2 separate regions of the Homo sapiens genome follow, and region 2 is linked to region 1. The links are chromatin loops, found by intact Hi-C in ENCODE. Cell type or tissue: ascending aorta. All regions are shown on one strand. Each heading gives the region's core, and the rest is flanking DNA. Links, peaks and the distances in the headings are about the cores only.

Region 1 (16,364 bases), core at 3,633-11,632:
GACCATTTAACATCCTTGACCGAGCTGCCTTCTCTATAGCTGTACTGTTGAAATTTGTCATTTCTTACAGCTGCCTGGTTTCATGAGCTGCCAGTCTCAGAACATAGCATACCATAAAATAGGAATTCTGACCACGCAGCCTTATGGGTAAGGCAAGGGAGGGAGTTGAAGGGAAACCGCTATAGTAAAAGAAAACTCAGAAAGATAAATGTTAAATAGAATCAATGGATATTGGAGAAGATAATTTTAGTTGTTGGTGGCCTTAACTTATGGAGAACTCAGTATCTTTTCTCAGCTCCACCTAACAGTTCCCATCTTTTAGGAAAGCAATTATTTAGATGCCAGAGAACACCATTATGGAAATGGAATCTTTTTAAAATAAAAACCTATCATTTTGACTGCAACCAAGTTATAGTTTTGACTGAATGCATAATTATTACCCCAAACAAAAGGTTTTATACCTGATTCCATGCCATGATTCTTCATTGTGACCCTTTACTTGATTCTCCATCATGAGCAACCAAATCAAGATGCACATGTGTAAGTAGTGCCTTATTTTTTTCTCACTTAGCCCACTGTTGTTTCTCTTTGCTTAATAGCACAGCTCTAAGAAAACGGTTGCATTTGGTCTACAAGCTAGCAGCAATTCAAGGAGCTTCATTTTCTAATGACTTGTTTTATTTTATTTTATTTCATTTCATTTATTTATTTTGATACTGAATCTGGTTCTGTCACCCAGGCTGGAGTGCAGTGATGCGATCTCAGCTCACTGCATCTCCGCCTCCCAGGTTCAAGCGATTCTCCTGCCTCAGCCTCCTGAGTAGCTGGGATTACAGGTGTGTACCAACATACCCGGCTAATTTTTTGTATTTTTAGCAGAGATGGGGTTTCACCATGTTGGCCAGGCTGTTCTTGAACTCCTGACCTCAAGTGATCTGCCCGCCTCAGCCTCTGAAAGTGCTGGGATTACAGGTATGAGCCACCACACCTGGCCTTCTAATGACTTGTTTTAGAATGTGGATGTCAATGTCACCCACCTTATTCTCACCAAATATGGAGCTAGAGAGCCAAGTTTAACGAGGTTTTCCTTTGACACCCTGAGAGCCTCGCGTTGCATCCACTTCTTTCCAACATTATTATTTATGCTTTTTACATAGTAGGCACACAGCAGGTATTTGTTGAATGAGCCATTGCTAGATTAGAAGTGGGAAAGACTGACAGTCGAATCGTTAGGAGTCGTCTGCAGTCGTCAAGGTGAGTGATGACAGTGGCCTGTATAGGGAAAGGGGGAAGCTGGAGATGGGATGGATGTGCCCTGTTGGAGAGACAGATTCCACAGAATCTATGAGCAAACTCCAGGAACATGTTAAAAGTAGATGAGATCCTGAATGGAGGGCATCACCTCCAAAGCCCGTGTCCCAGTTGACAGTGGAAAGGACTCAGAGAGATGCCTCTAGCTCAGGTGAGGAGTGGATGTGATTTTAAGCCAAGGTGGAAAACAAGTGGGGAAACTGGTTCTGCTGTTAAGAGCCCAACAGCTGTGGCTATGTGTTTGGATTTTGCGACTCGAATCAGGTTCATTAATTATGGCCAAATGTTAGCAAGAGTTTATAATGATAAGCTGTGCAAAGAGTTTCAAAAATTACAAGTATTTCTGAATTGCTTACACGGACATTGGTAGGGAAAGAGAAGAGAAGATGGAAAACAAGGAATATACGACACCATGCTTGCCCTTGAGAATTTTAGAGTCTGTCATGGGAGACCAGACTTGCACGTAGGAGGCAAAACACCAAGTAAGAAAAAAAAAGAAATGATATAGCTCAACATGAGCAGAAGAGTTGGTGGATAGATTCACATAGGCAGCAGTGGATCAGTTAGGCTGTGTGAAGAAATGAAAGCCTTAAGATTGAAGGCTTTGGAGAGAAAAAGAGGTTTCTTTAGAAGGCATTGGTGTGGTGGACAGAGGTAGAAATGACCTGGAATAAATTTTTAGGTGGTTTAAAGGGGTGACCCAGCTTGGGAGGAGGCGAGAACTGGCAGGTGGGCTAGGCTAGGTTAGTAAGATGCCAACATAAAAAGATGAGGAGCTTTACCCTTAATCCACTCTAGAACAAGAAGGCATTGTTGGGAGGAAAAGAGCATGTTAAGGCTGTGTTTTAAGAGGATTATTCTGGCAACAACACTTATATAGAGTGGAGCCATGGTGATTAGCATTCAGCAGTCCTGGCAACTCAGCTCAGAAATATTCAGGGCCCAAAGTGAAATGTGGCAGAGCTCATGTGGAAATGGGGTTGGAGAGGGGAGTATCAGAAAGCATTTTAAAAGGCCAAGTTCAATCTTAGTGACAGATTAAAAAAATAATAATAAATAATAAGGACAGCCAGGCACAGTGGCTCATGCCTATAATCCCAGCACTTTAGGAGGCTGAGGTTGGAGAATTGCTTGAGCCCAGGAGTTCCATACCAGCCTGGGCAATATAGTGAGACCCAGTCTGTACAAAAAATTTAAAAATTAGCCAGCTGTGGTGGCATATGCCTGTAGTCCCAGCTACTTGGGAGGCGGAGGATCACTTGAACCCATGAGATCAAGGCTGCGGTTAGCCATGATCACGCCATTGCATTCTATCCAGGGTGACATAGTGTGACCCTGTCTAGAAGGTGGGGGAAAAAAAGCAAGGGCTTTCTTTGTAACCCCCATTCCTGTGGTGATGGGGTTTTCCAAATAATGAAAGAAATCCTCAACACTAAATAGCAATAACAACCACAACAATAATATTAGCTAATATCCACCAGGCTTTCTGTGTGGCCAGCTGTGGTCTAGGCTCTGTATGTTGACTCATTTCATCATCACAATAATGTAGAGGTAGGTACTTTCATTATCATCATTTACTATAGGCAAGGAAGTTATGTCATGGAGAGATTATGTAACTTGCCAAGAAAATACGACTAGGAGGTGGGAAACCCAGGTATGAGCCAGGGAAGCTTCCCCAGATCCCCTTACTGCTTTTTGTAATCTAACAGAAGACCCAACCACCACCACCACCTCAGGCTTTGGGCATTTTAGAGGATGTCATTTAGATGCCACAATATTAAAATTTCATCGATTTCTTATCTAGCGATTGACTAGAATAGTTTCAGAATTAGGATCATTCCAGAAAATCCAGAACTTGTGGTTGTTAATATCTAGAGCATCCACCCTGGAGCCTTACACGAATAGTAGCAGATGCCTCAGATATGTTTTAGGTGGTGAGTTGGTGTAAGGACTCGAGACAGAGATGACTGTGAGTCAGGTCTGAGAGCCTGGGAGGGGAGCGGCTCATGGCTCAGCCTACATGTGTGAAAACCACAGCGTGTGGCCATGTGAGTTACCAGCGTCACCTGGGGCCAGCCTGGGCCTCGTAGGTTTATAATTTGGTCATGGATGCTCCCTAATCACACTATACGGATTACAAATGAAAACTCCATGAGATCAGGACTCGCCGGTCTTCACTGATGTTTGTAACCAGTGCCCAGAGCAATGCCTGGCACCTGGCATTTGCTGAAGGGGACAAGGAAAGAGGCATGCTGTTGGCAGGTGGTAAGGGATCCAGGACACTCAGCAGAGTGATTACGGAGCATAAGAACCAGCCGTGTGGTTGTTTATCCCTTTCGTGCGGTGTCACCGGCCACTGGGAATCTCCTGGTTAAACCTCGTCTCTCAGGCAGGAACAGAGCCTGGTTTCTGCCTATGCTGGGACCCTGCTACCCCAGCTTGTATCTCAGAAGACAAGCAGCAAGCCTGACCAGCGACCCGCACAGCCAGCATCTGGGTCTATGCTGTGTGTATTGTAAAAAGTTAACATACGGGCCAGGCACGATGACTCACACCTGTAATCCCAGGACTTTGGGAGGCTGAGGCAGGTGGATCACGAAGTCAGGAGTTCGAGAACCAGCCTAACCAACATGTGAAACCCCGTCTCTACTAAATATACAAAAATTAGCCAGGCGCGGTGGCGTGTGCCTGTAATCTCAGCTACTCAGGAGGCTGGGGCAGGAGAATCGCTTGAACCCAGGAGGCGTAGGTTGCAGTGAGCCGAGATTGTGTCATTGCACTCCAGCCTGGGCAACAGAGCTAGACTCCATCTCAAAAAAAAAAAAAAGTTATGAATCACTGTGGGCTTGGAGCATCTCCCCCTTTCTCCTGCTAGCACAAAAAGGTAGCGTTAGGTTATAGGGAATAGCAATTAATTCATTGTTTTTGATGTTGCAGTTAGGGAAAAAGTACTCGACCATTTTTCAAATGCCTAGGTGGTGTTGTTTAACTCTGGTGAAAGCAGTGCTTAGAGTCCTGTGTTCTCTTTTGATACTGGAGCCAGCGGTAGTTTGGTACATACTACCAACTGTCCCCCAACACTAACCACTGAATGTCTACTTATCCCAGCTGGGAAGGCCAGGAGCTTTTCAGGTTAGTCGGGATACACATAAAGTCACTGTGGATGGACTTGATAGATAGAAACTCAAGTCAGGAGGATGGAGAAAATGGGATGGGTCTGGGAAGTATTTTCAAGTGGAGTGACAGGGATTGATGACTTACTATGTCTGGAAAGTGAGGGAGGGAGAAAGATGATTTTTGTATCTCTACATGACAGAGGCAGATAACCAGGATTTGTGGCCTTACCTTCTCTGGCGGAACTTCAGATATAACAGATCTCTGCCTAGAGGAGAGGAAGGAGTTAGAACCAGCAAGCTCAACTGTTGTTACCTCAGCATCTTCCCAGACCCTACCACCCTTTCAGGTCTCTCTTCAATTATCAGCATACTATACCTAAAGTGCTTCTCCCTTGGGCAGTGGTGGGGGGTTCTTGTGGGTGTGGGCCCAGAGGTTCGAGTCGTGCCCCTGTTACGTCCCCATCACTGCGCTGAGCTGTTGGCGGGGGCGGGGACGGGGGGCGCTGTGCCGGCCCTAAATGAGTTTTCTTTCCTCCCTTATATCCCTAGATATATATGGAGACAAATCTGTTGCTGTGTGCTGTCCCTGTTGTAAAACCATTTGAGGTATATTTGAAACAAGATTAACACGTTGATAACTGTTTAAGCTGGGTGATGGGTACGTAGAGTTTCAGGACGCTGTCCTCTACTTTTATATACGTTTGGAATTTTCCAGAATAAAAAAAATTTTACAATGGCAATAATCACCTTTAATTCTTGAGCCTTTCTGTACTTTGAGTTTTCTTAAATCAGGATGCACCTCTAATATCAGCAGTGATAATGAATCATTTGCTTTATAATAGTAGCTGATATTCCAGCTCTTTTGATTAGTAAAAAAGTTAAAAAAATTTTTTTAAAGTAGCTGAATTCACAAAAATCTGATCATTTGGCTTAAAGATGAGTTTTCATGGCTTTCTTCATTATTGATAAATACACCAAGAAAAGCAGGACCAAAATCCCACAGAAGCTGTTTCCACATTTACCTAAGTCTCCCTGTAAAATGCATGTGTGTTACTGCTCTCCAAATGTACATTTTTTTTTCTGTTCTGAGTGTAAAAAGCAGACAGAACAGGGAAGCAAATGTTCCTGAATGGCCACATTTAAATTAATCATATGCTGTCTTAAAGAAAGCAAAATAAACAAGCTCCAAACCGAAATACTCTGTAGTATTTACCCAATTATTTTTAAGCATAGAAAATAAGGCCCAAAGTGTGTATTAGTCACATTTTAACATCAGAGTCACCATATAATTTAGTTCATTTGTTAACCACATCAGCACACGTGCGAATCTCAAAACCCTGCCATTTGCTGTGCCCATACGTTAATGATTCTGCTGAAGACAAGGCCAAATACAGGACGGGAGAGGAAGAAACTGTGTCCTCAGTTAGCTTCCTTGAATATAATTAGTAATGGTCAGCGAGCTATTGATTACATAGTAAAACTTACAATTGTTTGCTAATTTGAGGGATGGATTGGCCACCTGGTAAAGCTTTAAGTAAAATATTTTTTAAATAATGTGGGGTTTTCTTGGGTTTGTATCTTTTTAATTTTTTTACCTTTTTTATTACTAACTATAAAAGGACTTTTTGTGTGTTGAAATTTGAATATGGATGGATGTTAGATGAAATTAAAGAATTGCTAATTGTGTTATGTGATATTAGCATTGTAGTTATAATTTTGTTTTTTTTTAAGTCCTCTTTACTTAGAAATACGTTATAAATTATTTCTGTGTGAAATGACATGGTCTCTGGGATTTGCTTTTAAAAAAAACACCCAGGAAATAAAAAGAATGGCGAGTTGACATATGAAACAAGAATGGCAAAATGTTGATTAATCATTCAAATTGTGTTGGGTACATGAGAGTTTATTAAGTTAGTTCTCTATGTTCGTATATATTTGAAAATTTCCATAATAAAGTGTTAATAAGGAATCAAAGGAAAGATAAACATAAAAATCAGAATATTTACCTCTCCGAAGAAAAAGAATGAGGTAATTGGATTGTAACCCTCAATAGGCATCAACAACTTGGAAAATGTTCTTAAGTTAAATGATGGGTACAGGGTATTTTTTATTCTTTGTACTGTATATACCGTGTGTGCATTATTTTGTATGTATCATACATTTCACTTTAAAAATAAATGAAGTCCATCAATATGGAGCAGTTTTTTTTTTCAAGTGCATATCTTGACTTGAGACTTAGTCTTTCAGGCTGTACTTTGATGAACAGATAATCCTTATAATTAACACATCAATTAAGAACAGATATATGGTGCTGAAAATCTTGGCAGGGGGGATGGGGATAGGGGGAAGGGTAGGGAATTAGATCAAGTAAAAAATCGATGTTGAGTACCAGCTATGGTTTCTATCTTAATTAGGCAACCTTCCTTAAAGATATAGCAGTTCTTGAAAAGCAAGAAGAGTGATCTGATCCTTAAAAAGTGGAGAAAAATAAACAACTTTCATTTACATAAACTTTCTTTGGCACTGCATTTTTGCTATTGCCAATATCATAAAAGTCTGCCTTGTGTTTTATAACACTGGAAACGTGAGCATAAATCAGTCCTAGAGAAGTTCTAGCCTTATGTGTGTAAAGAGGCTTATGCCTCGATGTTCATTGCAGCATTGTTTGTAATAGGGAAAAAGACAATCAGAAACATCCTAAGTGTCCATCAATAGCAGAATAATTAAATAAAGTATAGAATTAAAAATAATAAGACAAATATATGCGCACGGATAAGAAAGGTCTCTAAGACATGCTGTCCAGAGGAAAAAAAGTTACAAAATAATACATGATGTTTGATGGCATTTATGGGAAGATGCATATACATGAATCAATATAAATCTGTAAGTGAAAAGATCTGTGAGGGCATACCCCAGGTAGATGTCAGTGGTTTCTCCTTGGAAGAGGAGATGACCAAAAGGAATTTTAGCTATATTAAGCATGTTCTAATTTTTTTTTACAAGCAAAATATATTTGTTTCTTACTTCCATAATTAAAAATTCTTTTAAAAAGCAAACCACTTGCTGAAAGAATCTTGCTATCGAAAGAAGCTTTTCAATAAATGATTTTGTAAAATGATTGTTTTTCAGGGTAAAGTGATTGTTACATTTTGTAAAGTGATTGTTACATGGGCATATTGCGTGATGCTGAGGTTTGGGGTATGCTTGATCCCGTCACCCACATAGTGAGTAATACCCCATAGGCAGTTTTCCAGCATTTGCATTCCTCTGTCCCCCCTCTAGTAGTCCCCAGTGTCTGCTGTTGCCATGTTTATGTCCACGAGTACCCAATGTTTAGCTCCCACTTACAAGTGAGAATATGCATTATTTGGTTTTCTGTTCCCTTGTAACACTATCTCTTCAAGTTACATGTTTTCTCGATTGGGTGTTGGAAAAGTAAGCTATATCTTCTATACTGTGGAAAGTTAAGGAACCAGAAATCATGTTTTTCATTCTCTAAAAAATTATGTGTGCTCTTTAGATATTATCTTTTGATACTGAGACTACATAAGTGTCCTTCAAATAATGCAGAAGAAAAAGATCATAGGCAGGCAAAAATTACTTAATAAATTAAGCTTTTTAAAGAAGTGAAAGAATTATATCCAGAACCAACAGCTCTTAAATATTCTATTTCAATAAAAACAATTTATATACAATTGCGGTGAAACTTATTTTTGGCAAATACTCTTCCGTAAGTTATGAACATTTCTCTTGATAAATTTTATACTAGGTATATAAGTTCCTTTATTGGTGTTTTGGATGACAGCAAATGACTTTCCATAAGGCAGATGTAGATTTTATTCACACAACTTTTCAGGAGTAGCTTTATGTAAATATGTTAGGACTGTCCTTCCTTGAGCTTTACAGTTAACCAATGAAAGTGAGTTATTTTAGGGAATGGTTAGATTTGGACATGGACCAAAATTAGTTTTCTAATGAGTGGTGTTAAAGATGTGTAACTACTATTACAGAGATAATGTAAATGGCCTTCTACTTCTTAATTCTCTGATTCTGATCTTGTTTTGTAGTAAGAAAGGCTCAGTATGAATTTGAGGTACTTAACTAACTTGTTACAGTGGTGGTCAGTGAAGAAAGATTCTATCGGGCAGGACTCTCTGGAATGCATGTGTCAGAAGCCCAGCCCAAATTGGCCTCAGCAGAAAACAAAACATAGCGAAAAGCAAATGACAATTCATTGGCTAAAGCAATGGAAAAATACAAGGATATCTAGCTTGAGACTCAGCTAGAGCCAAATATTCAAATCTGGTCATCCAACGTTGATTGGTCTCTTTCAATTTACTTAGCTGTGCTAAACACTGTTGGCTTGGTTTTGGGGCACGTTCTTCTCAAACATGGTGAAAGTGGCCCCTAGCACCGCCAAGATTGATCCTGTCACAGCCCAGCAATCCCAGTGGTTGCTTAAAAGCAAGTCCTTTTCTTGATAATTCTAGCAAAAATCATAGGGAGGTCACCCATTGGCCCAGTTTAGGGCATGTGCCATCCCTTAACCAATCAGCAATCTGACTAGCCAGGCCTGAGGCACCTCTTCATCACTAAAACTAGTCGTGATAGAATCAACTTAAGTGGAACCCTGTTGAGAGAAGGAGAGGAGGGATGGCTGCCCTAGTGGAAATGAGCTATTACCAAGAGTGGATGAGGGCGGGCAGAAACAAGAGGTGCACATTACAGGGATACCAGGGATTTGAGTCTGCAGTCTCTCTGATTTTCCATGAGTGCTTATCTTCTTGGGGGAGGTGGGGGCGGTGTGTGAACATCCACACAGCCTCCTGCTCCTCCTCATCTACTGGGGCGCTCAGTCACCCAGGTTTGGAATGCTTCTGAGGTGATACTTAATGTTACAGTTCATGGTCACCGTGCTCCATGTACGTGAGGTCATGTGTATTGTGTATTGTCACTGTCTCTCTTCCCAGTTATTTTTTTCAGTCAGGTGCTAGGGAATTCTCCTTTTCTTACTATGTCATGGCTGTCCTCCCCACTCCATGGGGCTTTCAGAAAGACAGGTAGAACATAAGAGTCTAGAGAGACCTTGGGTGTCACCCAGGCCATTGAGGCTCCATCTGGGCTTGAAAGAGCCCTCACCTGCAGTAAAGGTGCCTCTGAGGCCAAGGAGAAATTATGGCATAAGAAGGGAACACCAAGGAGATGGGGGCCCGGACATACCCTCTCCCACCTCCTTCAGATTTCATTCTTTATAAAATTTCACATAAGGGAAGAGTCTCCAAAGTGTAAGGAGGGCCAAAAAAAAAAAAAAAAAAGGTTGAAAAGCCTTCCATCTAGTCTAACCCTAAGAGTACTCATTTATTTTTGTTTTAATTTTTAAAAATTGATACATAATAATTGTACATATTTATGTGGTACATATGATATTTCAATACATGCATACAATATGTAATGATCAGATTAGGTAATTGGCATATCCACCACCTCAACCATTTATCATTTATTTGCACTGGGAACATTCAAAATCCTTTCTCCTAGCCATTTTGAAATACACAGTACTGTTAACTGTAGTCACCCCACAGGCCTATGGAACAGCAGAGCCCTTTCTTCCTGTCTAGCTGTCCAAATGCCAGTGCTTAGCAGCAGGGCCTCAGTACCACACTGCCTCCTTGGGTGCTTCTCTGCTGAATGTGCCTTATCTTTTCACCCTTCTCTAAGCTCCTGTGAAGCGGGGTGTTCTTAAACACCTCTGCAGCCCCAGATCACTGAGAACAGCACCATGCACCCAGACATCCAATGAATACCCTTCACGTGTGCTTTGGATAATTGTTAAGTCCCATATTTTTTAGAGCATATTCAAGGCAAGGGTCATAAATTCAAATGCCCCCTAGGGCCAAGAAGGCAAAGGACAAGAGGGAATGAGACCAGGGACCGTAGCGAGCTCACAGGCACACAGCCCAGCCTATGATATAAGCTACTCCAGAGCCCTAGTTATCCCCAGGAGGAGATACAAGCCCACAGCTGCCTGCACATCCACATTTTTGCACGAGAAGACAGAAATCTGGGTTTTTCTGTGAAATATTTTGATAATTTTATTTTGGAAACCAATTTAGAAATTTCAGAGGCCCCTTGAAATTGGTTTGGGGGCCTGATATGCTCAGGAAAGGGATTCTACAGTTAGAGAATATGAGAAGCACTAGTTGAAACTTTCTTCACTGCTAGTTTTCAGAATCTTTTTAAGAGTGTTCTTTTCAGTGGTCTGTGTGTTTTTCCTTTAGAGAGGGTGGGGTGTGAAGAAGCACATATCAAAGGCAGAGGTCCCTAAATTCATTTCTTGCTAGAGCCTTGGAGTACCCTGAGACGTGTGAACCCTGCACCTCTGGTCCAATCAAGAACCTTCTGGCTTCATGGTCGCTCATGCCTGTAATCCCAATGCTTTGGAAGGCTGAGGCAGGAGGATTGCTTGAAGCCAGGAGTTCAAGACCAGGCTAGACAACAAAAAGGGACCCCCCAACTCTATAAAAAATAAGTTAAATATTAGCCATACACAGTGGTATGCACCTGTAGTCTCAGCTACTCTGTAGGAGGTGGGAGGATTGCTTGAGTCCAGGAATTCAAGGCTGCAGTGAGCTATGATTGTGTCACTGCACTCCAGCCTGGGCAACAAAGCAAGACCCTGAAGACCCTGCTTCTTAAAAAAAAAAAAGGAACCTTCCACACAAGGTTTTTCTTTTGCTCTTCCTGTTGACTGGAAGTCTGTCTACTTGAATTAACAAGGGCTCTTCTTCCCATGACCTCATACTCCTCTCAGTTTAAAATCTGCATTTGAGCAATGGATGCAAAACCTAACTGGCAATATAAATTTGCATCTTCTTGAAATGGGCTCCAAGAAGCAGGTTTGTGGCCAGTAGAGCCAGCTCAGAACCCAGGAGTGGTACAAAAAGCATTCAGATATCAAGATTCCCCTCCTGGCTGCATCTTCCATGGGGGAGGCCATGAAAGGGGCCCCTGGTGAACCATTGAGTCATTTATAGGCTAATCTTAGTACACTCCCTGAAGTAGGGAATGACATGGGCTGCAAGAATTCTTCCTAAGCACCCCAGAGAGAACTTCACCGATTTAAAATATGAGTTTCTGTAACCTGAGCAGGAGCTTGCGTGGTACAAGGGCTTATGCAGCCTGCCTGCCAGGAGGCCAGAGGGTCGCACTTATGAGCTTGAGCAAATGGGGCTTTTGGGAATCAGCAGCCTCCCTGAGCTTTCCTGGAGCGAGCTGAACTGACCCTGAACTTGGAGGGCTTGCCTGGCAGGCTTTTGCTGTCTCCTGATATTGCAGTTTCAACATGAGAGGGGCAGGAAATAGAAGCCCCGTGCGTTGAAGGACTGCTGTGCCTGCACTTATCTCTGGCCAGGGAGTCCTTGGACACTGTTTTCTTTGGCAGCCAGCTGGTCTAGGTCACTTGAATTCCTTTGAAGTTCAGGGATACAGGGAGCGGTAGCCACTGCCTGCATTCCTTACTCAGGAGGCAGGCATGGGGTCTGCCATTGCTTACCTGCCAGAGAACCAGGCCTTCATTAGAAAGGTCATTTTTATGTGACTATGACTGAATAGTTCAGCCTTTTCCCCTTAAGTGGGATTTTGTGCTGATTCAGCAGTAAAGAATAAGCCCATACCCCCCATTTTTGTTGCCATTGCTCACATTTGAATTTATAGGTGGAGAATGGGTGAAGAAAAAAAACCTTTGATCTTTGGTACAAATACAGCTGTGGGGCTGTTGCCCACATTTGCCGTGATGTAGATGCCCATCCCAAAAGGAGCAAGATCTGCTCTTGCAGTGGGTGTTGAGAGGGGCTGGGAGGCTTTTTCAGTCAAATATGGAGCTGAAAACTGTCAGAATGTGCTGGTTGTACATTATCAATAAGAATCCTAACAGGAGCACAGTGTGATTTCTCTTCGTAGTGGGCGTACATGGTCTTGGGTTTCCATGTGCAGCAGTGAGAGTTGGTCTCCAAAGCAGAACGGTCAGCATTAACTTCAGCCAAGCAAGCATTCTGTATGGGGTGCTCCCTTTAAGCCCAAGGGAAAGCAGGCTCTGCTGCTTTTGCCACCTTTCAGAGGGAGAGGTGTGCCCCACCAGGGGTGCAGGTGTGCTGGGGCGTGAAGATAAAATTAGTTGTTTGGAAAAAAATAATGTCTTTAAGTTTCTGCAGAGCAGATCGTACCAATTAAAATCAGTTCATCAGAGGATTTTTTAGTCAATCCATACATTCACACATAAAGAGATGTGATTATAAGTAACTTGGCTGATTCCACAAGCTACTCACAAAATCAGATCATTATTTTGTAATCACATTTGTGGGTTTAGATGCCTGAGAGACCTTCTGAACCATCACCGTTTTGGGTGCCTGTGAGAATATTTGAAACTACCGGCCGGGCGTGGTGGCTCACGCCTGGAATCCCAGCACTTTGGGAGGCTGAGGCAGGCAGATTACTGGAGGTCAGGAGTTGGAGACCAGCCTGGCCAACTGATGAAACACCATCTCTACTAAAAATACAAAAATTAGCCCAGCATGGTGGTGGGCACCTGTAATTCCAGCTACTGGGGAGGCTGAAGCAGGAGAATCGCTTGAACCGAAGAGGCGGAGGTTGCAGTGAGCCGAAATCATGCCACTGCACTCCAGCTTGGGTAAAAGAATGAGACTCCATCTCAAAAAAAAAAAAAAAGAAAAGAAACTGCCCATATGCATGGCTAGGACAGCCTTGATGTTGTATTTAGTCTTATGCAGGGCAACTCCTCTGAAGTCCTCCTCTCACTTCTCACTATCTTACACTATTTGTGATAGACAATGGAGAAAGAGGGTTTTCTTCAGCAGAGTTGGAGTATCTACTCTGTACTGGATGCTAAGGATACAGTGCTAAACAGGATCAGCCACATAATTTGCAGGGACCAGTGCAAAATGAAAATATGGGGATCCGTTGTTTGAAAAAGCAGGAAAAGGTACCATTAAAGATATGAAAATATAAAGCTTTTCCTTTTCTTTCATGATCTTTCTGTCTCCCTGTCCTGCTATTTGCTATTTAATGCCATGCATTTTCAGGCAAGGAAATATAGCACAAGTGGAAGAAGCTGCACCCTGCCCACTAGCTGCTGGGTACCTCTCCTGCTAGTCACCTGCTCAGTGCACTGTGCCTTGGCTGGGGCTGGGGAAATCAAGCCAGGTATCTCCCCCATCCCAAGGGCCTGCAGCCCTAATCCACACCCAATGCATGATGCCCAAAGATATGGCAACCAATGTGCCAGGATGCGTTAGGCCTATCGAACACACTGTGGCACTGTCATGCCCACCCACTACAGGCACACACACCTGACTCCAACCCTCGCCTCTCCCAGGCCCCACCAAGGATGGAAATCAGCAGCAGAGATGGGGAGGAGGGGGCCAGGAGGGGCCAAGCCTCCAGGTCCCCAGTGCATGCTCCATGATCCCATCAAATTTCACTTACAAAACACAAATTTTAAGATAAAATTATTTAGAATTTTAAGACAACCACTAGAGCATTAAGCCCCAAGCACAGGGTTCTCCTAAGTGCACGAAGCCAGCCCTGTTGGTAATAGAAAGATAGGAAGATGCCTCCCCTTACCTATGAATATAATTTCTTCTAAGGGCTAAGTAAGACATAAACAAAGAGGTCAGGACAAAGAAAGGCCGAGAAGGTGAGAGACTTGTAGAGATGGTAGGCAGGTGGCTTCTTGGATGACAAGTCATTGAAGCCAAGTCCCAAGCTATGAGAAGGTAGCATCCAAGGGAAGAGCTGGGAAGATTGTTCCAGGCAGCAGGGACAGCCTGTGCAGAGACCCTGTGGTAGGAAAGAACCTGGCTCATTGGAAAAACTGAAAGAAGGTTTTGTGACTGGGGCCTGGGGACTAGGGAGGAGAGTACCATGGGAGATAGTAGGAAAGGTTGATAGGGGCAGGCAGATATTTGGAGACAGGGTAAGTTTTATCATCATAGCCTTTAATTTCCCCAAGTGGTAGCTGTATCTTTCTACTCCTCCCCATCTTGGGTTAATTTCTTCCTAAAAGGCAGAGGCTTTAATCCCAAGGAAACCTTTAATAGAAAAATTTACATTTTAGTTCATTTGTTTCCTTAAAACGGGGTTTCATCTGGTAGCTATCAGACCTGTGCTGGCACCTGTTGTGGCAGTTAATTTAAAACTCAGAACACTTTGTGCCTTTCATTTGCCCCCTTGAAATATAAAAGCCTAGTGCCACCGTTGCAACCTTATTGAAAAGAGCTTATCTAAAATTGGGGAATATCAGCCCACAGTAGGCATATAATGTGTTTTTCTCCTACACACTGCTGTGAGATAAGAAAATGGTTTCTAGGGTTCTCATTAGGTGATGTTTCTGGGAGTCTTTGCCCTGTTGTGAAATGGCCTTAAAGGTGAATGCTTTAAGTAATGAGCAGCCAAAGGCCCCGCTTCTGGCAAAGAGCAAGAAATTGCTGGAAAGGTCAGATGGGTTTCAAAAATGTTCTGCATTTGCCTCAAATAGTGACACAGGAATTATTCAGCTTACATAAGAGCTGTTTATAGGTGCTTGGAGAAAATCAAGGTTGTGATTGTTTTGGCTATTTAATGGGGCATATCTGTCCCAAATTTATGGGGGAAAAAAAAGAAAGTAAGTTTTAGCCAGAGAAGAAAGCTTAGGGTCACAGGAGAACAGAGCTTCGAAACGGCCTGGACAGTCCCAGCAGTCATTAGCTGGGATCAAGCAATTGTGACATCTTCATCTTGTGTATTGTAATGAACTGATTAGTCCACCCCTCGGAAAACATAGAAAAGCAAAGACAGCCTTCTCCTGGGAGGTGTAAAGAGTGAACGTTTAAAATGACTGTCTAGGTTCCTCTGCTCCGTTTTATTATTTAAGTACTTATATTGGTGGCTTTTCCCCCCAGAGGTAAAAAATCATTTGCTTCCTTTTTAAAGAAGAACGTGACCCTCTAATAATAAGGCACAGAATTAAATGCCACTTAAATTTATTATAGTTAAAAAAAATTTTTCTAGAAAGTGGCTTGAATTTTAGAACCTGACACTATCATGTAGGAAATACCTATAAATTTAGAGATATTGAAGTTATTGAAAAAAAATCCAGCAAGTTGACATTTAGATGCCCCTATTAAAAGTCAATTAATATTGTGGATTTTTTATTATATTGCTATAAAAATCCATTTGATTCTCATGTAGATGAGAAGTTTTGAATATTTAGATGTCTTAACTAATTTATTGGGGGAAAGAGGAGACAAGGTGTAAAATACAGTGGGCACCAACTTTGGAGCAAAAAGACATTTTAACTAGACAAAGATTTAGCTTATAATAGGCCATAAGTTTAAGGCTGTTTCTTAGGTTGATTTATTTATATCTCTCCAGTCCTTTCCAAATAATCAGTTTTCCTGATATGAAATAAAATATCTGACCTTTGATATGTCCGATGATAACGTTTAGTTGTTATCTATGCCAATCAGTTACCGCCAGCTTTGCAAATAATCACAAAACAAAATATCTTCCAGCTCTGCCTCCCAACTTAACCAATGCTACATTGAGGAAACTTTCATAGACCTGACAAATTGCATGTATGACTTTTTCCTTCTTTTAAAATTATGGTAAAATATACTTATTATTTTACTATTTTAACCATTTTTAAATGTACAATTCAGCGGCATACATTACATTCACGTTGTCTTACGTCCATCACTTCTATTTCTTAACCTTTTCATTACCCTACACAGAAATTCTGTAACCATTGAACAAATGCATGGCTTTTTGTTTATTTTTTGGCTGGTTTAATGGGGCTGTTTTCAGGCTTTTAAGAATCATAATGCTTGGTGGATTGATTTTTTTTTCCTTCCACCTCATGCTCTTCTCCATTCTATGAGTGCC
Region 2 (16,364 bases), core at 3,405-11,404, 270 kb after region 1:
CCAGCTACTCAGGAGGCTGAGGCGGGAGAATGGCGTGAACCCGGGAGGCAGAGCTAGCAGTGAGCTGAGATGGCGTCACTGCACTCCAGCCTGGGCAACAGAGCGAGACTCCATCTCAAAAAATAAAAATAAAAAGACATGATATATACATAAAAAGAAGAAAATATCTACATCACTATATGATGTGCTAGTTAATATTCTCCCAGGACCCACCTAAACACATCTTTCACACTCTCACATTGGACATCCACACTTTGAAAAAGAAGAAAAAAAAATTTAGAAAATGTTTCAGGAAGGAAAAAGTGCAACTTAAAATAAAAAAAATCCCAGATGTTTTCCCACAGGAGAAGAATAGCCTATTCATATAAGGGGCGACAGCACTTTTTTTGGGGATGTATCTTGATGGAGTCTTTGTGCAGGAAAGGTGAGAGTCCCAAACCCGGGACAGATTTAGAATGAGGCTGTCAAAACAAAAAAGAGACTAAAGACAGAAAAATGAATAGAGTGAGAGGGATTTGGAGTTTCCTAGGTGACCTGGGAAAAGAGGGAGGTATGCAGGAATATGAAGAAGCAGGGAAGCTATTAATCTTGCTCACAGTACCCAGTTCTCTACCTCCTTGTCCTTATTATCATGTATCACAGCGAGTATATGTGCACGTGCATGTGCTGTGCGATGGATGTCTCCTCTCCTCTTCACTCCTCCACTGAAGGCTGAAAGCTCCATGGTGTCAGGGCTGGCATCTGTTTTGCATTTACTGCCCTATATCCAAGCATTTTCCAAGGTAGGAATATCTCCATTGCTCAAAGCAGTTGCTTCACAGTGCTCTCTTCCTGTTTTATATTACAACTAGCCTAATAAAAATAGTACAGCAGGGCCGGGCATGGTGGCTTACGCCTGTAATCCCAGCACTTTGGGAGGCCGAGGCAGATGGATCACGAGGTCAGGAGATCGAGACCATCCTGGCTAACATGGTGAAACCCCGTCTCTACCAAAAATACAAAAAAATTAGCCAGGAGTGGTGGTGGGCGCCTGTAGTCCCAGCTACTCGGGAGGCTGAGGCAGGAGAATGGTGTGAACCTGGGAGGCCAAGCTTGCAGTGAGCTGAGATGGCGCCACTGCACTCCAGCCTGGGTGACAGAGCAAGACTCCGTCTCAAAAAAAAAAAAAAAATAGTACAGCAGGAGCTATATTCTAATAGAAAGACTCGAACCAATTAATACAGTGGCTGAGTAGGAATATGGAGAGTAGAATAAAATTATCCAAATCCTAAGTAGCCACTGGCCAAGTGACTTATTATCTCTTGAATTCTTGGTTCCTTATCTGTAAAATGGGAATATTAATAGTACCTACTTCACAGAGTTGGTGTGAAGAATCAATGCTAAATATTAGCCCAGCTCCTGGCACATAGTGGATACACAATGTATATTTGTTGAATGAATGAATAACGAGAAGCGGGGGCTGCGCCATGGCAGGAGCCCAGAACCTGAGGAGCAAAGGCCACTAGTGAGGGCTCCCCTTGGTAAGGGAAACCAAGGCACGGTTCAGAAAAGTGATGTCCAGTGTTCAGGTGTAATGTGTTCTCTCTGCTCTCCTCTCTCCCTTATCCTCAGATTTACTAAAATGCTGTTCTACATTCCATCCATGTGTTAGTGGGACTTCAGGAATGGGGATGGGCGAAAGGAATCAATTCCCATAGAAATGGTGAGAAGACAGTCGTTACCAGACATCTGCCAGCTTTGAAAAATCCAGCTGAAGTGTGGGGTGGCCTGGAGAACACAAGCCCCCTGTGACTTCTTAGAAGTCGAGGGAGGCGGCAGGGTGTGGGCTCCAGGCAACTTAGAAGGCTGGCAGGCATGGAGACACTCTTCACCCTGCTCCTCCCTGGCCAGCTGACTCTTGGAACAAACTAGAAGTTCAGCAAATCAAGTGGAAGAGCCACTGAAGTTCCAACACCCACCAGGTTCCGGCAGACAGGAATGGCATTGCATGGGTAAACATCACGCCCAGCATAGATTCAAACAAAGACAATCTAGAAAGCAACCCTTAGCATCTTCTATAGAATAAAGCACAAGCTATAAGTGCCTCATTCCCCGTGGAGCCATCCAGGAAGTAGATGGGCCTATATTCCAATATCAGCAAAAGCTATTGATTGGTACTTATTAAGTACTCACATGCTCCTGGTGCTGGACAAAAGATTCAGTTTCATTTATAAAAGCACTCACTCACTAAGAGTATCAACACTAATATAAATACCAAATGACAGTCCCAAGATGACCCTTAGAGGCCACATCAGAGAAGACCATGGTGGTTCAGAAAATAAGCTGTTGTTGGCACAATCCCCTCCCATATGACAGGCAAGAGCTTCAATGTGCTGGTTACAAAGGACGTTGAAAACAAATGCTGAGATACCTATGGAAATAAAATGTTAATTCTTTAAGATACATACAATAGTGAGCAGTGGTCTGTTTCTGTCCTACAATGTAAGTGTTACATCTCCATGGTTTCCCCCAGAGGTAACAAGGAGGTTTACAAATTTTAAATTCTCCTGTAAAGGATTTCCAAAAGGAAGAAGCTGTTCTTCCAAAAGGTAGGGATAATTTAGTATTTCTAAAGCTATAAATGTTTGGCCCTAGGAAGTGGGAAAGTGGTGGGGGACAGGGATGGAGTAAATAGAAAACCTTTGCCATCTATGCTCCACTGCTTATCATGACATCTAGAGGAAAAATAAACAATACCTCAATTCAAAGATCGGTTCCTGAACTGTAAGTCATTTGTAGGAATAAGTTCCCATTAATCCCTGGAAACATTTATATCTATGAAGTTTGAACAGCTCTTCCATCAATTTATTGGGGATTTATAATAAGGTAGCTGTCATTTTCCAACAAGGAGATGATACGCCCGTTGATTCCATTTCTCTTTCTGGCACATGAGAAAATAGTGAGTAATGCTTCTCACCCTGTGGGGAATGAATCAAGGGTGGCATAAACACACCCGGAGCCTTACAATGGAGAACTCTGGTGTTCTGCTTGTCATTCCTTCTCCGGCAGCTGATCAATGACAATATGGAAATGCACATCCAAGACAACCCGCCCTCGTCTGCCCGAATTCCAGGAGCCCCTCCCTCCAGGGTCCCTTTGTGCATCTGTGACAGAGAGGCTTGATGAATGGTCTCCCTGATGCTATCTATCTCATTAGAGGACAATCCTTTGCTCGATTCTTAATGGAGTTTACAAATTGGTCACCCTCCCTCTGGTACAAGATTATTATAATTTTATTATTCATTCCGGGAATTAGTTGCCAAAAATGACAACGTGATCAGTGCCACTGACAGATACAAGGAACATCTCCCATGGCATCTTAGGAGAAGGACTATCTGAAATCATGTTTGATCGCTAATTAGGAAGAAATGATTGGCTACCTTTCAGCAGGAGACATGGGAAGCTGCAGCAGATGCACCCTCTGCTCTGAGAAGCCTGCAGGCCCCGCAGCGCCAAAGGCAAAAATTAAGCAAGCTAATACATGCTGAACAAAGCCCTCACTATGCCAGCTGTAATATGCAAGTCAAATGTTAGTCATAGTCAACCTCAGTTCTATGTCGTGAGTCAAAAAATGTAGACATGTAGACTCAGACTTTGGATCTGACACCAAGCTGTGTGGGCAGGTCATTGATTCTCTTCTGGTGCCAGTTTTTCGTAAGACTACAGGGTAAAGCAGTGGTCATTAAGTCTTTTCAGTTTCAAAACTCTAGCTATGGCTGACACTGCTGATTATCAACACAGCAGCCTGGCACTTCTCCCTTCTGCCCTATAGGCAGCATCCACTTCCCACAAGAGAAATGGAAAATGCTAGATACTCACTTGCCCAACCTTCCTTGCAACTAGGGACAGTCGTCTGATTCTGTTCCACCAATGAAACATAAGTGAACACGTGCAGCGGTAGGGAGGTATCTGGGATTTAAAGAGGAGAGGGAGCGAGAGAGAGAGAGAGAGAGAGAGAGAGCACAAGAGAGGGGAGAAGAGAGAGAGGGAGAAGGGAGAGAGAGAGGGCGAGGGGGGAAAGGGAGAGAGAGAGAGGGAGAGAGAGGAGGGAGAGAGGGGGGTAGAGAGAAAGAGAGAGAGAGAGGGAGGGGGAGAGAGAGAGAGGGAGAGAGAGGAAGAGAGAGAGAGAGAGGGAGTGGGGAGAGGGGGAGAGAGAGGGAGAAGGAGGGAGAGAGAGAGAGAGGGAGGGAGGGAGGGGAGGGGGAAGGAAGAGAGAGAGAGAAGTACAGAAAGAGAGAGAGGGAGGCGGGGAGAGAGAGGAAGAAGGAAGGGGAGAGAAACAAAGAGAAAGAGAGAGAGATGAGCAAGTAGAGCATGTTTATCCTCTCCTCCTTCCTTCCATCTTTGGGCATTCCTGCGTTAGGATATAAGCTTGGAGCTGTAGGAGCCATGTTTAAACCGGGGGGGGTGGGGGCGGGGAGAAGGGTCAAAAACTGCAGAGACATAATGCCCCAGGACCACGGCATTAAGGACCTGCTGAACCAACCCGGTAATTCCTAACTTCCCAATGTCTTGTTAGAAGAAACAGAAACGCAAATTAACGTAGCCACTTTCAGATGCTATTTTCTTTCTGGTAGTCAAAAGTATCCCAAATAATTTGTTGTCCAAAGTCATCTCTGCCCCTTTTTTTCGTATTTTGTTTCACAGATGACACCTGCCTGCCCCACTATGATAGAAGTTAGACCAGCTCCAGTGGGAGGCCCACATAACCCCCAGGAAAGACTCGAGGGAAATACCCAGTCCCTCACAGCCACACTCCCAGCCTGAACTGGGATCAGGACGTTTCTTTTCTTTCTACTTCCCTTTAATTACTTCACTTCTGTGGTCTCGGTCTCTCAGTAACTCAGAACCTTCAACTGCCAAGATGCTTCTGAAGCCTTTGCCTCTGGATTCTAGTTAAATGTTTTTGTTAAAAAAAAAAAAAAAAAAAAAAAAAATCCTTAAGGAAACATCTTCAGAGATGATGCCGGATCTTAATATAAACCAAAGTTGTGCAAAATAATAGCAAATGTTACAAAAGATGGAAGTTTTAAGTTGATTTAAAGAAATGTTTTTAAGTTATTTTTTCAACCATCTAACAGTGTTTTAAAAAATAGTTTCAACTTTTATTTTAGATTTGGGGATACTTGTGCAGGCTTGTTACCTGGGTATATTGCTTGAAGCTGAGGTTTGGGGTACAATTGATCCTATCAACCGGGTAGTGAGCATAGTACCCAATAGGTTTTCAACCCTTACTCTCCTCTCCCCTCCAGTCGTCCCCAGTGTCTGTTGCTGTCATCTTTATATCCATGAGGACCCATTGTTTAGCTCCCACTTATAAGTAAGAACACGTAGTACTTGGCTTTCTGTTCCTACATTAGTTCGCTTAGGATAATGGCCTCCAGCTGTATCTTTGTTACTGCAAAGAACACAATTTCATTCATCTTATGGCTGCATAGTATTCCATGGTGTATATGTACCACATTTTCTTTACCCAATCTACCGTTATTAGGCACCTAGGTTGATTCCATGTCTTTGCTATTGTGAATAGTGCCACGATGAACATACGAGTGCATGTGTCTTTTGGTAGAATGATTTGTTTCCTTTTGGATATATGTCTAGTAATGGGATTGCTGGGTTGAATGGCAGTTCTGTTTTAAGTTCTTTGCATCTCACAACTTTTAAGAATCTACTCAACACCCAAGATATCAGAGATTTTTAGAAGGAATTAAATGTCCACTTTCCTGCTAGATCCCAGAAATCATGACTTTTACTGGCTAACTGCTCCTTGAAATGTCAAACTAACATACTTTTCTCCAAAAATAAACAATACCATTCTGAGTAACTCAGACAGAGTCTATTTTTTGCCTAATTTTGACATAATTTCCACTCATTTTGGAATAGCAGGAGCAGCCATAGCCGACCTCATATCTGATTAGTTCCAGGGAGTGAAGGGGACAGTTAAGAAATTGATTTATGGTCACTGGATACTCTCTGAGCTCTCTGCTCCATACCAAAGCTAAGGAGGCTGGAAGGAAATGTCACTATGACAACCATTTATGTGGCTAAAATGGAAAAGCAAGATTTGATAGGAGGAAAGAAATGCGTGCACCTATAACTCTAAAATATATGGCAAGTTTTATGTTTGTTTGTTTTTTTAAGACTAAATCCACCACCTGCCCCCTCCCCTAGATGTGTGTGTGAATAAAAGGGACCATAATGAAACCATGAATAATAAGTAAAGGGCTTCAGAAAGAATAGCACAGTGTCTCCAAATACTCTAATTCAACCCGCACGCAACATATGCATGTGCCCTAACTAGCCAGCGGTCATAGGAAATCCATTTGCCCTTGCCCACTGTTTGTTATTTTCTCTCCCCCATTTGAAATATGTTCTGCCAAAACCCCCACAGCAAAATATATAAAGTGTCTCAATGCTGCCTTTTTAAAACAACAGGTAGAACGAGTAATGAGTTATTTCAATGCATGCTTGGCCAAGTCTGCTGACGACAAACCCCAAACTGCCTTTGGGGGAGTTGACAGTCTCGAAAGCCCCTTGCCAGTCAACTTCATTCTCCTGGAAACCCTGAAAAGGTGTCACTGAAGCATACAGTGCTGCATGTAAGTGAAAACCAGGGGATTAACAGCCAGGGCTTTTTGTTGTTGTTGCTGTTGTTGTTGTTGTTAGTTGGTTGGCCTGAGTTTTAAATGAGCCTTCAGGAAGATGAGAGGCTTCCATAGGTGAGTGATACGGAATAACTAAGCTGTTTCCATTAAAGAAAAAAAAAGTTGTTGGGCAGGTTTGAATGTAATCTGAGCAATCCCAAACCTCACCAGTGCGGAAAGTACAAGCGAAATTACATTTATGTCTCAATTGCACTGGCTCTGTGGCCCCCACTTCAAAAGCTCCTATTACTGCGGGGAGTTTTTTTCGATGTATCTTTCTTCTCTGGCATCCTGGTTGGCACCTGCTGGGTGGAGCAGCCCCAACATCATCTCCCTCCCCTATTGCCACTGCAGCCCAGCCCCTCAGAGAATGCTGTTTCGCTGTCCAGAATGCAATCTCACTAGTGCTCCCAAAGAAGAAAACCCTGCATGGCACTGAGCTCCCTTCAGTCTTTGCTGCACTAAAGCCATGCTTGATTTCCATGCAGGAAAAAAAAAAATTGTCCCTTTTTCAAACTCTGAGTCCTGCTCTGTTACCTTGGTGCAGGGCAGCCAAGCTTGTGTCTTAAATCTCAAAAGTCCCTCAGGAAAACAATTTCTTTAGATATCTACCTGAGGCCCTCCGGATTTAAAGGTCAAACTTTGTCCTAGAGGCTGAGCTGGAGAATTCCTCTTGTCTCCTCCCACCCTCAAAATGACCAGACATTAGTCTTCCTCCTCTGGGCCACTGTCCCTACTCCCACACGTATTCAGGAGACAACTGTAAGGATGCAGGATCTGCCCCCATCTATGGGAAGTGGCTGCCCACAGCTGGCAGCCATGTTTCCACCAAGTGGCATTTCCTGCCTGGCCATAGCTAATTGGACTTTTGAGTCGAGCTGGGTTTATTCAGATTCCCTCTCTCTCTCTCAAACCAGGGAGATACGATAAGGATGAAGATAGCCATCTCTACCATCATCATCGCCAACTGTGGCTTTAGTAAGAAAGTATTATTTTTTTTTCCCGAGACAGAGTTTCACTCTGTCACCCAGGCTGGAGTGCAGTGGTGCAATCTCCACTCACTGCAACCTCTGCCTTCCGGGTTCAAGCAATTCTCCTGCCTAAGCCTCCCGAGTAGCTGGACTCCAGGCTCGCACCACCATGCCTGGCTAATTTTTGTATTTTGAGTAGAGATGGGGTTTCACCATGTTGGTCAGGCTGGTCTCAAAATCCTGACATTGTCATCCACCCGCCCCAGCCTCCCAAAGTTCTGGGATTACAGGCATGAGCCACCACACCCAGGAAACAAAGTCTTTTAAGGTTGCCAGAGAATCTCTCTGGATCTCTGCTGACTTGAGCTGAGCACTGGAAGGTCTGAGCCTGTCATTCCCTTTCGGTAACAGTGAGTACATTCAGAAGAACCTGCCTCACACCACAGTCCTAAGAGTCATCATTACTGCTACAGTGGTCAAGGGCAGCAAGCAGTCACTTGTTCCCCCAAGTCCCTGGCTTCAGTAGGCACTTCCTCACAATCACCCAAATCTGACTGATTTTGATGCCATTGCACACCATGGATTACCAGCATTGCATTTCCCATGGGTGAGAGCTCAGTATCACACTCAAGCCTGAGGACCCCAGGAAACAAATCCCTAAATCTACCTGTTTCCTGGGATTGACCCTGGTACCAACTTCCATAACATCCAGGGTTCAGATGGGAGACAGAAACACCAAGTTTAGGGGCTTTTTTTTTTTTTTCTTGAGACAGAGTCTCACTCTGTCACCGAGGCTGGAGTGCAGTGGCGCGATCTCAGCTTACTGCAACCTCTGCCCCCCAGGTTCAAGCGATTCTCCTGCCTCAGCCTCCCAAGTAGCTGGAACTACAGGCTCGTGCCACCACACCCGGCTAATTTTTTTGTATTTTTAGTAGAGACAGGGTTTCACCGTGTTAGCCAGGATGGTCTCACTCTCCTGACCTCATGATCTGCCCGCCTCGGGTTCCCAAAGTGATGGGATTACAGGCGTGAGCCACCGCACCTGGCCAAGGGTTTTTTTTTTAAAGAGGGAATGTAATAAAAAATAAGTGTCATTTAGAGATAAGGATATAACTTTGTATCGGGCAAAAAGGGAATGTGAAGGTACCACACAGGCAGCAACTGCAGGAAGTTGCTCCCACTCTTAGGGATGCAGGAAACAAAGGAAGAAGTTGGAGTTATTAATTTAGAGAAGATTCTCTCAAAGTAGACCTCTGAAGAAAGGGTACTACCCACATGGTGCTGTTAACCCCGAGGTTAGAGGAGGGATTTCCATGGGGCTGGGACCCAAAACTCTATAAAGAGGTCACTGGCCAGCCGGTACTGGTATCACTGGGCAGGCATACTGTGGCAGATATTGCCAGCACTGGGAAAACTACAGATGAATCCCAGTGCTGTTACGAGAAGGAACTGCTGCTGCCAGGGTGAAGATGCACTATGGGGCAGTCATTTCAGGAATAGAATATCTTCCAGTATCCTCTAGTTCCCCATATGGGTAGAGCCTCACACAAAGCAGTTGGCAAATGCAGAAATGTGGTTCGTACAGTCCAGTCCCAGCATCACAAAGCAGAGTATAGAAGCATAGATTTGAAACTGAGACACCATAGCTTAATAACTGGCACAGAAAGTGTGAATAGAATATCTTCCAGTATCCTCTAGTTCCCCATATGGGTAGAGCCTCACACAAAGCAGTTGGCAAATGCAGAAATGTGGTTTGTACAGTCCAGTCCCAGCATCACAAAGCAGAGTATAGAAGCATAGATTTGAAACTGAAAGACCATAGCTTAATAACTGGCACAGAAAGTGTGAGATAATATTTATCAAAACAGAACAAGGGTTCAAAATGGTAGAGGTGAGAAAAGAAGAATGGTCCTGGCTGAGAGAATTGCATAAGCAAAAACAAAGACCCAGTGAATGGTGGTTGTTATACACAGCTGAGAGATAGAATTCCTGGGAGAGGAGGGCAGAAGAGAGGGGAAGTAGGAAAGAGATGGAAAAGTCAATTGCAGTCTTATTGCAGAAGGTCTTGAGTGGCAAACCGGGAGGTTGGGACATTTTCCTGTAGTCATTTGGAACCAACCAAACATTTTTAATCAGGAAAGTTAAATGATCAAAGACGGGTTTTTACAGAGATGGCAGAATGGAGAAAGGAATCGTCACTGTTTTCACTGTTTTCATTTTTTAAAACTGTCACTGAAACAGCCAAAAGATAGTTTTATTTTAGCCACATCAACCATTCTGCTTAAGTTTTCTAGGACAAACCATATTTTTCAAATGAAAGCTTTTTAAATGGGGGTTGGGAAGAAGGGGAAACTTTCTCCTTCTGTACAAAATTTTATTTCCCTCATTGCCGTGCTACCAAGTTAAAAATCACAGATTAAGTTTTCAACTACAAAGGGAAATATAGTGACTTGACAGGGAAGAAATTTGGCAACCGCCAACTTAGCCAAGTGATCAAGGAAAACACCCTCTGTAATAAGACATATCAACATCACACACCCCTTCATGTAACTCATTGAGGACACTATATTTTTGTAGAATTCTTGCCAAAAATGTATAGCATCAGTCCAATTATGAAAAAACATTAGATAAACCCAAACTGAGGGCTATTCTATAAAATAACTGATCAGTACTCTTCAAAAGTGTGAATGCAGGTCATGGAAGACAAGTAAAGATTGATATACAGTCCCAGACTGGAGGAAACTAAAGAGAAATGACCACTAAATGCAATATGGGGGCCTGGATGAGGTCCTGGGGCAGAAAATGGGCATTGGGAGAAAAATTGGTGAATTTTGAATAAGGGCTATAGTTCAGTTAATAGTACTGTACCAATGTTAATTTCTTCTTCTTGATAATTGTACCACAATTACAAACATTTTGTTTTTGTTTTCTTTTGAGATGGAAGCTTGCTTTTTCACCCAGGCTAGAGTGCAGTGGTAGGATCTTGGCTCACTGCAACCTCTGCCTCCAGGGCTCAAGCAATTCTCCTGCCTCAGCCTCCCAAGTAGCTGGGATTACAGGCGCACACCACCATGCCCAGCTAATTTTTTTATGTTTAGTAGACACGGTTTCACCATGCTGGCCAGGCTGGTCTTGAACTCCTGAACTCAAGTGATGCACCCAACTTGGCCTCCCAAAATGCTGTGAGCCACAGCTTACGGCAAAAGTTTTGAGGTTTGTTTTTATTTGAGACAGGAATTCAGTGTGTCACCTAGGCCGGAGTGCAGTGGTATGATCTCAGCTCACTGCAGCAACCTCCCAGGCTCAAGTGATCCTCCCACCTTGGCCTCCTGAGTAGCTAGGACTACAGGCACATGCCACCACACCCAGCTCATTTGTGTGTGTGTTTTTTGTTGTTTTTTTTTTTGTTGTTGTTATTTTGTTTTTTTTAGATTTGGGGTCTCACTGTGCTTCCCAGGTTGGTCTCAAACTCTGGGGCTCAAGCAATCCTCCTGCCTTGGCCTCCTAAGGTGCTGGGATTACAGGCATGAGCCACAGGGCCCAGCCTAAGATCTTATCATTAAGGGCCGAGTGCGGTGGCTCACACCTGTAACCCCAGCACTTTGGGAGGTCAAAACAGGTGGATCACCTGAAGTCAGGAGTTTGAGACCAGCCTGGCCAACATGGCAAAACCCCATCTCTACTAAAAATACAAAAATTAGCCAGGTATGGTGGTGGGTGCCTGTAATCCCAGCTACTTGGGAGGCTGAGGCAGGAGAATCACTTGAACGTGGGAGACGGAGGTTGCAGTGAGCCAAGATCACGTCACTTCACTCCTGCATGGGTGACAGAGCAAGACTCCATCTCAAAAAAAAAAAAAAAAATAGATCTTATAATTAGGGATGTGGGTGACATATATAAGAAAATTCTCGGTGCTCATTTTGGAATTTTTCAGTAAACCTGAGTTCAAAATGTAAAGTTTTTTTCAAAAAAAAAAAAACCACATATTTATTTACATGGATTGGAGCCCCATAAGATTTCCAGCCATTATCAGCCAATTTAGCTTGGGTAAGTAAACAATTCCATGGTGCTTTTTCTAGACAACAAAGACATGGGCAATAGTCTCGGCACACCAGACAGGTAGGATGTTACTTAGGACAGAGGCATGGGTAAGGTAGATTAGACAATGGGGCCTAGTGAAGGAGAGATGAGAGGTGAGCAAAGACCAACATTGTCTGCTTCCTAATGGAGCCAGTGACCAGCTGGGTTTACAAGACAGAATATTAAGCCTCCTTCAACCAAACCACACCTCGAAACCTGCTCCCAGGACCCACACCTCAGTCATCTTTGCCTCCTCCTTCACATCCCCATAAATCAGTCATCAAGTTCTGTTGACTCCAGCTCAATATTCTTCAACCCACCACCGCCTCTTCCCTTTATCCCGCCTTCAGCCATTGTCTGTTGCTCTCTTGTAATACGACCAAAGCCAAGTGGCCATGACCAGTCGTCAAGCTCTTTTGGTGAATATGGGGGACCTCCAATGTTTGGAGGTGATTGAGAGTTACAGGCTCCTCAGCCCTTCCTCTTACCCAGGTGGCATGTCACAACGCAAGCAAGCCTCAGATCGAGTTCTACCATACCATCAATCATTTATGGGTAAGTAGGTCCCCAGAGAATCAAACCACCTGGACCTAAGCAGGGCAAACTCTCTGTTCTCAGGGTTTTGAGGTACTTTGTAAAGCACAATTAATAGTGTTCTAAGGACAGATTTGCTTCCCATCTAATTAAATTAGACAACAGAATTCACCCATGAGTGGGGGACTTGGACCTTTCAGTGTCCTAGACCTGTAATAGCCTTATTCTTGAACCCCATTTGTGCAAGAACAGATTTCTAACCAATTAGATATCTTGAACATCATTTATTTTACCAATAGAAATTATTTCTAACATCCTTTATGTTAATTAACAGACCAGATAGTACAGACTCAGACAGGGATATCAGATGGCAGGCCTGGAATGTCAATTCCTGACTAGATTAATCCAAATGTTAACTTCTTCTAAATTATAATTTAAAGTTAACTTACACCTACATGGAGAGATATATTAAACTGTCTATATTAATTTTTTTTTAGTAAATTACAGGAAATGTAACAATTTCTATATTCTGGTAGGTGCTGGGGATAATGCTGAACTAGAACAGACGTGGACCCTGTCCACAAGGCGCCTATAGTCCAACAGGGACAGACACCACTCATACAATCCCACCAATCAATATAGAATTAGCCAGCGATGTGTGCTCAGAAGAAACTGAACACTATTCTAGAAGAACCAATAACAAACAATATGGCCTTTCAGGAAGAATCAAGGAACATCACCATTTTCTGGGTTTTTTTTTTTTTTTTTTTTTTTTTGAGACAAAGTCTCACTCTGTCACCCAGGCTGGAGTGCAGTGGTGTGACCTCAGCTCACTGCAACCTCCATCTCCTGGGTCCAAGCTATTCTCCTGCTTCAGCCTCCCCGAGTAGCTAGGATTACAGGCGCACACCACCACACCCAGCTAATTTTTGTATTTTTAGTGGAGACAAGGTTTCATGATGTTTGTCAGGCTGGTCTCAAACTCCTGACCTCAAGTGATCTGCCCACCTTGGCCTCCCAAAATGCTGGGATTATAGGTGTGAGCCACCATGCCTAGCCGCAATTGAGCAGAAATCTGAAAAATAAAAAAAACTCGGTAAAGGGAAGTGGAAATGGGGACAAGAACTATAAGCAGAGAGGACAATCTGGCAGGATAGAAGGACAGAAGGAAGGCCAGCATGGCAAGAACAGAGAGAACCCTCTCCTAACCTACTCCTAACTGGCTCCCCGATCCCTGTGGTCTGTCTCCATTGACTCCATTGCCTACACCTGACCACTAGCAATTTGCAGGCCGCATTTCAAGGTCATGACAGTATATTATTCCATTATGTATTTGGAATTTTTTCTTTAAATAGACTCACTTTTCACATTTACACAAAAATGAGAAAGGAAGTTTGTAACCTCTCTCTGAGTATAAAACAAGTATCACTCATCATAAAGGAAGGTAATTCTAAATATAATACAATGCAAATGACATTATTAATTTCAGGCTATAGACAGTCTCAACAGAAAGCTCTGAGTGGGTCTGTTCTCTTAGCTAATAAAGCAGTGTTAGACTGTTCTTAGAGAAAAGAACTCTAAATTAAGACTTTATCCTTGAGTTAACAGAAAGATTCTAAGAAAAACAAGAGAAGACCATTTTATTTAATGCCTTGTCCGTAAAACTCCTAAAACCATGTAAACCTCCCAACAGTGGCATGTGTGTCACATATTGAGAAACAGTCCTGTAAGAAATATTTCTAGAGTCCCAAAATGATAGGCATGAGGAAGGAGGCATTATTCTCCCATACTGCTGATAAGGAAGCTGAAGTTCAAAGAGTTTCGGTGTCCTGCACAAGGTGCACACTAATAGGATGTGATAGAACCAGAATTGGTACCAGGAAGTCCAACTCTGGAACATATGTTTTTTGTAACTGTGAACTCCGTCATGTTGTACAATTTGTCAGAGAAGGGGGAAGAGGAAAGGTATAAGGAGGAGGAGGGAAAAGAGAGAGACAAAGAGGAGACGGAAGGGAAGGAAGAAAAGCAGGTAGGTAGGAAGAGAGAGAGGGAGGAGAGAAGGAAGGAATAAAGTAGGAAAGAAAAGAAAGGAAGGAAAGGGGAAAGAAAAGGAAGGGAAGGAGGGAGGAAGAAAAGGAAAGAACGAAGGAAGGAAGGAAGGAAGGAGGGAGCGGCGGGAGGGAGGGAGAAAAGGGAGGGGAGGGGGAAGAGGGAAGGGGAGGGGAGGGGAGGGGAGGGGAGGAATGAGAGGAAGGAAAGGAGGGAGTCAGTCTTAATTGAAGTCCATCAGATATGTTTCCTCACCATGTTTTCTGACTCAGTCATATGAAAGGAATCAAAAGATAGTGATTTCCACAACCTGGTTCCAACATTGGTCTGCAAATTCAGAGCCACTCCTCCTACCTGGACTCCCAGCAGATAACTAATTGCCTATGGCATTCTTGCCACCAAGCCCAGCTGTAACTTCAGAATTCTTCTCAACACTGCACTCCAAGAAACCTCCAAGAAGAGTGAGGGTAGGTGCTTAAGATAAAGCCTATTGCCAATCCCTCTCCTAGCTTATCCTCCATCCTAATTCACCCATAGTTCTTGACTTTCATGAAGAATGAAATGAAGAAAGGAAGTAATAAACAGGTGATGAAAGGCTATTTTTATATTTTTCAACATTAATAGTCTGACTTTAAGTTTCTAACATTTACCCTACAAAAATTGTTCAAATATCCCATATAATCTTCCTAAATGGCCACTCTCCCTCATTAGGTCTGTATTGTAGAAGAACAATGTCAGTTATAATGCCTTCCCAATTAAGAACAAAACAATTAATTTGCTGCTTCTTCCAGACAGGACTTTCAAAGAGAAGATAAGGGGTGGGGGATCACAAATGAAACAAGTAAGTCCCAGGTTTTGTCCTGAGATCATTAGAAATGCCACCTGCTGGCTTATACTTTCTTCATCTGTGGTCCAGTGGGTTAAAGACCCACCAAGAGGCCCCTGGACTTTCCAGATCAGACTTAGTTACACTAGTAAGGCATGCTTCGTAGCTTTCCAGCAAGTGAGTCAATGAATTTATGAACACCTTGGTATTTTTGTTGAAAATCTTCCTATCGTCAATGTTCTCCTTCCAGATCTCCGGCCCCTTACTTGGCTTTATTTTTATTGCACTTTGCACAACCTGAAATTATATTATACACTTATTTGCTTCCTTGTTTATTGTCTGTGTCCTCCAGGAGACTATCTGCTCCTTGAAGACAGGCATCCTATCTGCCATAAACATGCCTGCTCCCGAGTGCCTATAGCAGAACACAGCATGCAGGGTGTCTACATGAGCACCTGAGGGAAAGAGGGAGGGGATCCATGTGATTTTCAATGCCTCCCACTAGAAGGACAGACAGGAGGTAGTGAAAACAAGCATAGTGATGAAGAATGTGGACTCTCTAGGTTGGCTGCCAAGATCTTACTCCCAGCTCTATTACTGGCCACAGTTTTCCCTAAATAGGGATAATGTGACCTACTTCAAATGACTTTCAGAAGGAAGAAAATGAACTCATGGATGTAAGACATTCAATGCCTGGTACAGAGTAAGAATTCAATAATAATTAAGTTATTAAGCAAGGCCTTTCCAAACCTCTCTTTTAAAATTAAAAAAAAAAATCTAATCCAGGGAAAATCATAACAAGATCTCAGCAAACAATGAATTTGTTCTTCCTCCTACGGACATCTAGAACAACAACGTCTAACTAAGCTGATGCCACTGATGTCGGTTTATAAGCTTGGAAGCCTTCTTGTGATTCCAATGCCTTCTTAAAAGAATTCCTGGGGATATGAGGTAGTGTGGGAGGTGAAATCCATTTGGATGCCTGGGAATTTTTATCTTCTGATCCTCTATCTAAAGTGTTCATTTCTAAGCTACAGAGATTTGCTCTGGATCATCTTCAACATGCATTGAGTCGCAATAAATGTTCTCATCAGTTAGGTGTTTATAAATCACACCTCAATTTTCTGATTTGGAATCTATTTGATTTTATCACCTTTCCTATAATTATATACTCCCCCTCCTATAAGTAGATCTCATTCAACTTGTGACAACAAGTTCAAG

The links. Hi-C counts contacts between places; a loop is a spot of excess contacts. Peaks named below come from ENCODE experiments on the same cell type or tissue, not always from the same donor. Only the 100,000 strongest peaks of a DNase experiment are listed, where the experiment ranks them.
Region 2: it touches region 1 in a loop (2.6-fold over the local background); 2 of 110 quality-filtered maps call a loop at or near these places.

The regions. Positions count from the first base shown.
Region 1 is chr3:73,486,363-73,502,726 of GRCh38, reverse strand. All of the region lies in intron 3 of PDZRN3 (PDZ domain containing ring finger 3), which reads left to right. Among named protein-coding and RNA genes, the nearest start is that of PDZRN3-AS1, 130 kb to the left of the region's middle. RefSeq lists enhancers at 1-60, 3,153-3,232. In ascending aorta, for the core only: no CTCF peak of the experiment used is centred there; DNase peaks (open chromatin) are centred at 3,789 and 8,615; H3K4me3 peaks cover 467 bases.
Region 2 is chr3:73,215,838-73,232,201 of GRCh38, reverse strand. The region is part of intron 2 of LOC107986098 (a long non-coding RNA gene); the gene reads right to left. Among named protein-coding and RNA genes, the nearest start is that of EBLN2, 160 kb to the right of the region's middle. In ascending aorta, for the core only: no CTCF peak of the experiment used is centred there; no DNase peak of the experiment used is centred there; H3K4me3 peaks cover 472 bases; H3K27ac peaks cover 1,986 bases.